2 separate regions of the Homo sapiens genome follow, and region 1 is linked to region 2. A link is an interaction called in ENCODE POLR2A ChIA-PET data of the cell type or tissue named here. Cell type or tissue: GM12878. All regions are shown on one strand. Links, peaks and the distances in the headings refer to the core of each region. The heading gives the core; the rest is flanking DNA. Region 1 overlaps PRKCD (protein kinase C delta). Region 2 overlaps RFT1 (RFT1 glycolipid translocator homolog).

The links. ChIA-PET counts read pairs that join two places held together with the same protein. Peaks named below come from ENCODE experiments on the same cell type or tissue, not always from the same donor. Only the 100,000 strongest peaks of a DNase experiment are listed, where the experiment ranks them.
Region 1: POLR2A ChIA-PET joins it to region 2 with 11 read pairs; 6 of 35 experiments call an interaction of 5 or more read pairs at or near these places.

Annotation. Positions count from the first base shown.
Region 1 is chr3:53,169,026-53,171,925 of GRCh38, reverse strand. All of the region lies in intron 2 of PRKCD (protein kinase C delta), which reads right to left. Among named protein-coding and RNA genes, the nearest start is that of PRKCD, 9.3 kb to the right of the region's middle. RefSeq lists a silencer at 1,605-1,654 and an enhancer at 2,851-2,900. In GM12878, for the core only: no CTCF peak of the experiment used is centred there; a DNase peak (open chromatin) is centred at 1,491; H3K4me3 peaks cover 2,225 bases; H3K27ac peaks cover 2,500 bases.
Region 2 is chr3:53,107,556-53,110,455 of GRCh38, reverse strand. All of the region lies in intron 7 of RFT1 (RFT1 glycolipid translocator homolog), which reads left to right. Among named protein-coding and RNA genes, the nearest start is that of RFT1, 21 kb to the left of the region's middle. RefSeq lists an enhancer at 1,047-1,166. In GM12878, for the core only: no CTCF peak of the experiment used is centred there; no DNase peak of the experiment used is centred there.

The DNA.
Region 1 (2,900 bases), core at 147-2,646, 62 kb before region 2:
CCCCTACCCATTCTTCCCACAGCTGGGAACCTCCTAGGCTCTCACTGCCCCTGGAGAAAGCCCAGACCTCTCCAGGCCTTCCAGACTGCCCACTCCCTGGCCCTGTCCTGCTCTCTACCTCAATCCCTGTTCTGGCTACTCTGTGAACATATGTCTCATTTCCCAGCCCCCATATTTTTGCAGATGTTGTTCCCTCAGCTGGAACAGCCTTCTGAATTCCCACAGATCCTTCCAGGCAGCTCAGAAGGCTGGCCCTGGGGGACCCTTCCCACCTCTCAGGAAGCTAGCTGCTTTCCCACTGGTAACCTCTGCCACACCAGGCCCATGGAACTTACAGCCTGGTGGGAGCCAGTCACATAAATATGTGATTACAAAGGATGGTAAGACCTCTGTAGGATGCGCCACGCAGGCAGTGAGTAGCAGGGAGTGAGGGGGGCTGGAGGAGAACGGAGGCTGCAGGGACCTGTTGGCTGGGGGCCTTCGATCTGAGGGGTCAGCAGGAGCATAATGGCCTGCCCTGCCAGAGGGTCTGGAAGGTTCAGAGGGGCAGGACTTGGGAGCCTGGCTGTCATCGGCTCACATCCACCTCTGCCAGCTTGTGTGGGGTAGGGCCTCCTTGGAGGGAGGCCACCAGGCACAGGCCTCGAGTCACCAGCCAGCCCTAGGATATGAGGAGTCCTGGGCTCAGTCAGAGGGCGGTGCCCCAGGTACCCCTGAGAGAGGAACAAAGGCCCCTTCATGGCAGGAGCCAGAGAGCCAGATCCTGTGAGGACAAGGGGCCTCTGTGAGGAGCCAGGGTGGGGGATGCAGCCGGGCCTCTCCACGAATAACCACACGTGTGCACACAGGCACACTCGCCAACCCAAACAGCACATAGGGAGCCCCACTCGACATTAGACACACACGCACACAGTTGGAGCCACAGGTACGTACACACACTGCTGTGATGACACAGGGGCACACGTACACACACACACACACACACACAGAAACACACATGCACTCACCGGCTCTCACATCTCAACAGATACCCGGGCCCACACAGACCACACCCGACCACATAGGCTCCACACGCACGTGGAGTGCCACAAGCTGTGATGTACACACTGGCACAGAGATGCTCCAGGCAGACACAGAAACAAACATACAGTCCTGGAAGGACCCCACATCCCTGACTAGAGTCTGGCACCATGAAGTCCAAATGCAGCTTTTTCCACCACAGCCCCCAGGCACAATGGCTGGGGAATGGAGGAGGGGCAGAAGGGCAGCTGGTGTCAGGCTAGGCTGGGCCTTTCCACCCAGGGAGACGAAGAAAGTCCCTCTTGATCCAGAGCAAAGTCTAAAGTGTGTAAGGGAAGGAGTGGGCTGGTCAGGCACATCACTGGGCAGGCCTCCGCCCGCCCGCCCACCTGCCTGCAGGGCCCTGAGGCTATGGTGGAGGTTGAAGGTCACAGGTGGCAGTCACAGGCCTGGCGCGCAGGGGGAGGGGAGGGCTTGAACCTATGTTGGTAGGGCAGCAAGCCGGGCACCCCAGGAGCAAGTTCCTTGAGCTCCAGGCTCACTGTGCAGAAACCGAAAGAGAGGTTGAGCAATTCAACCAAAGCCACAAAGCCAATGGGGCAGACCCAGGGGGAAGTGGGGAGAGAACTTCCAGCTCTAGTCCTAGAACTGCCCATCTGGCCTCCAATGGGGTGAGGGTATGTGTTTGGAGATGGGAACAGCTCCTCCATCAGCCCCCAGTACAAGAGCCCTACTCCTTAGCCCTTCTTTCTCCCACAGAGTTCCCACGATTTTCCAGATGGTTTACCATTGGAAACAATCGTTTTGTGTTTGGGAGAAGGCAAGATGGCCACCTAACCCTTTTGCCAGTCATCCCCAGGATCTGGGCAGGATCCACATGATGCTTCCCCACTTTGGGGATATTGAGAAAGCTGGGAGAGAGGCAGGACCATCCCGCATGGTGCGCCATCCCACAGCAGGCAGCGGACAGAGGAACCGGCGAGCTTGGACCTAGACAGGCCTAGCTCAGATCTGCTGCCTGGGTGCTCCGCGATCTTGGCCCAAGTGCTCTGGTGTCTTCCAGACTTCCTTGGAAAGTGGGAAAAGAGGCTCTGTTAAGCCCCCCAGCCGCAGGGTGCCCTGTTCTGGCCTGAGGCTCTGGGCAGAACTGGGCTGAAGCAGGCAGCATGAGTCCACTGGCAGAGGCTGGCCAGCTACTGCCCCTCCCGGGGCTCCAGCCTCCCTGTCTCAACAATGGAGACCTCTAAGCTTTCTCCAGCCCTGACACTGGAGGACCCTGGGATCCTCCTCCCACCCCAACAACCCCAGCCCACAACCTACACCACGCAGACATCTGATCTAGCCTCAGGCCTTGGCGACTGCCTGCTCTGCTCTGCCTGTTTACCCAACACGGCCATAGACATGATCCAAAGCTTCCGGAGCTGTTGTGAAAACAGCGGCTCAGCCACCACAAGCCTGCCCTCCTGGGTGCCTTGGCAGAGACCTTTGAGGGACAGCCATCCCAGTCCTGTTCGTGGGCCTCTCAAATGCTCCCCCACCCCTTAGAAGGCCTGTTGAGCCCTCTCCTCCCCAATCCTGGCTTTAGGCTCCCGTCTCTACTTTGGGCCCAGACCCTCCTGAACTTCAGGCTTGTGGCCCCACCTGCCTCCCTGGCTTCACCACATGAATGACTCCAGAAGAGCTCAAGCCTGCCCACACCAGTCCCCCGCCGTTCCCCTCCCAGCGCTCCTCATCCACTAGGAGTGCACGAGCTCAGGCAGTGGCTCAGGCCAGACAGCTCCCCCTGCTCCCCACACAATAAGGCCATCCCGTCTGCCGCTGCAGCCTGTCCTCAAGTCTCAAATCCTCTTCTCCCACCACCACCATCCCCAGGCTCTGCA
Region 2 (2,900 bases), core at 217-2,716:
GGTCAGAAGCCTCAGAAGAGCTGAGTGAAGGGCCTGAGCACTTAGCTCCTGGGGAGCAGAGACTGTGCCGTTCACTACTGCCTCCCTGTGGCCTGGTACAGGAGGGCTATTCAGCATGTATTTGTGAATGGGGTAAGAAAAGCAACAACGTAACTATTGTGAAATGTGTATGATGATAGTTCACATTGTTGTAAGAACAGGAAAATCGGTGGAGTGAGTTTTGGAAAGGACGGTTGCTCATATGCATTTTTTTCCTTCCAAGGTTTTAAGAGCAGTTTTAATAAGTTTGAAGGAATGGATCCAGTCCAAGTGATGGCCCTAAATTGGTTTTCTGGATTGCAGACAACACATGTCTCTAGACATGTCTTTGCAGCAGCTGGTTTAAGTTTACTGCAAACTAAAGCCTCCAGAGCTCGACCTGAATGTGGTGCCAGGAGCCTGCTCCATGGTTGGATCCCCCTAGCCTGACTCCCTGACTGGCAGAGTGCCATTAGGAACTTCTCAGGGCCTCCATCTCCTTGGCTGTGAAATAAGGAAGTTGCCTGACTGAGATCCTCAGATTCGATATATTTTTAAAACTACAGCTCTAAAAAAGTTGAAATCCCTGGTGGTTTTTTTTGTTTTTTGTTTTTTGTTTTTGTAGATAGGGTCTCACTCTGTCACCCAGGCTGGAATGCAGTGGTGCAAACACAGCTCACTGCAGCCTTGACCTCTCGGGCTCAAGTGATCCTCCCACCTCAGCCTCCCAAGTAGCTGGGACTACAGGCAAGGCACCTACCATTACGCCTAGCCAATATTTTAATTTTTTTGTAGAGACAGGGTCTTGTGATGTTGCCCAGACTGGTCTTGAACTCCTGGACTCAAGCGATCCTCCTGCCTCGGCCTCCCAAAGTGCTGGAATTACAGGCATGAGCCACTGAGCTCAGCTTGAAATCACTTTTTGTAGTAGCAAAAATGTATGTGCTGTTACTTCTGCCCCCACATTTCCTGAACACTATGCCAGGTGCTGAGAATACTGAGATGAATGAGTAACAGGCCATGGCCTCAGGCATTTCATTCTCTCACCAAAGACACAGACATTTATGTGGTTAACTGTTACTTGGCTGTGAGGTGTGTGGTACTTGGAAACTCATTTCCTAGAGCTTTGCTAGGAAACCAGGGTCATAGAGGTGACTGAGAGGGGCTCCTGCCCTCAGGGAGTCTATAGAATGTAGGAAGGAGAGGTCTATTTTGCCAAAAGACAGGGAGGGCCCTGCAGAAAAGACACACTAGGTGGTGAGAATGACAGGAGCCAAGGTGGGCCCAGCCTGACTCAAAGCAGCTGGAGGGCTAAAACCTGGGAGGTAGGGTGCAGCAGAAGATGACAGGGTGATGAGGGTGAGGTTGGCAAAGGGAATCCAAAATGATAGCTTGGGGTCAGTGTATAAAAGCCCACAAATACAGAATTAAGGAGCCTGGACTTTTTGCAAACATTAAAGAGTCATTTTGGCCCGGCACGGTGGCTCACGCCTGTAATCCCAGCACTGTGGGAGGCCAAGGTGGGCGGATCATCTGAGGTAAGGAATTCGAGACCAGCCTGGCTAGCACAGTGAAACCCCATCTCTACTAAAAATACAAAAATTAGCTGGGCGTGGTGGCAGGCGCCTGTTATCCCAGCTACTCGGGAGGCAGAGGTTGCAGTGAGCCCAGATAGCACCATTGCACTCCAGCTTGGGCGACAAGAGCGAAACTCTGTCTCAAAAAAAAAAAAAACCATTTAAAGATATGAAAGCAAGCTGGGTGTGTTGGCTTATGCCTGTAATCCCAGCACTTTGGGAGGCCGAGGTGGGAGGTCAGGAGTGCAAGACCAGTCTGGCCAACATGGGGAAACCCCGTCTCCACTAAAAAATAAAAAAAAACATTAGCTGGGGATGGTGGCGGGTGCCTGTAATCCCAGCTACTCAGGAGGCTGAGGCAGAAGAATCGCTTGAACCCAGGAAGCAGAAGTTGCAGTGAACGAGATCGTGCCACTGCACTCCAGTCTGGGTGACAGATCAAGACTATGTCTCAAAAAAAAAAAAAAAAAAGATATGAAAGCAGAGACTGATTTAAGAGCTGTGTTTGAGGCCAGGCACAGTGGCTCACACCTGCAATCCAAGCACTTTGGGAGGCCAAGGCAGGTGAATCACTTGAGGTCAGGAGTTCGAAACTGGCCTGGCCAACATGGTGAAACCCATCTACTAAAAATACAAAAAAAAAAAAGTGCTGGGCTTGGTGGTGGACACCTGTAATCCCAGCTACTCAGGAGGCTGAGGCAGGAGAATCTCTTATGTCTGGGAGGCAGAGGTTGCAGTGAGCTGAGATCGCGCCACTGCACTCTAGCCTGGGCGACAGAATAAGACTCTGTCTCAAAACAACAACCACAACAAAACAAAACTGTATTTGCAGAAGCTGGAACTGTTAGCAGTGAGGGTGGATCCAAGCAGCACAGAGACACAGGCCTGTGAGGACCTGCAGTGGTCCCTACCACAAACACAGTGGCAGGGGCTTGGAGAGAGAGTCAGGGTGGGAGAAAGTCTTGAGAGAAGATCCTCACTGCTTCTAGCCTCTTGATGCTTTCCTTTTTTAGCAAGTTACTAGGAGGTGAGAATTTGCCCTTCAGGGCGTGGGCACTGTTTAGTGCTCCTTTTCCATAGTGGTCAACACTTTTTCTTCATAGATGAGAAACTTCATGAAAGCCAAGGGGATGGGGGCCCTGGCTGGTGTCTTCACCTTGAAGGCATTAGACTGTCTTAAATTTGAATCATGAACTCAGACGTGAGTTCATGATTCAAATCTAAGACAGTCTAATGCCTTGCCAGCCCCCAGGGAGCTGTCTCCACCCCTGAGGAACCTTTGGATAAGCTTGTGCATATAATCAT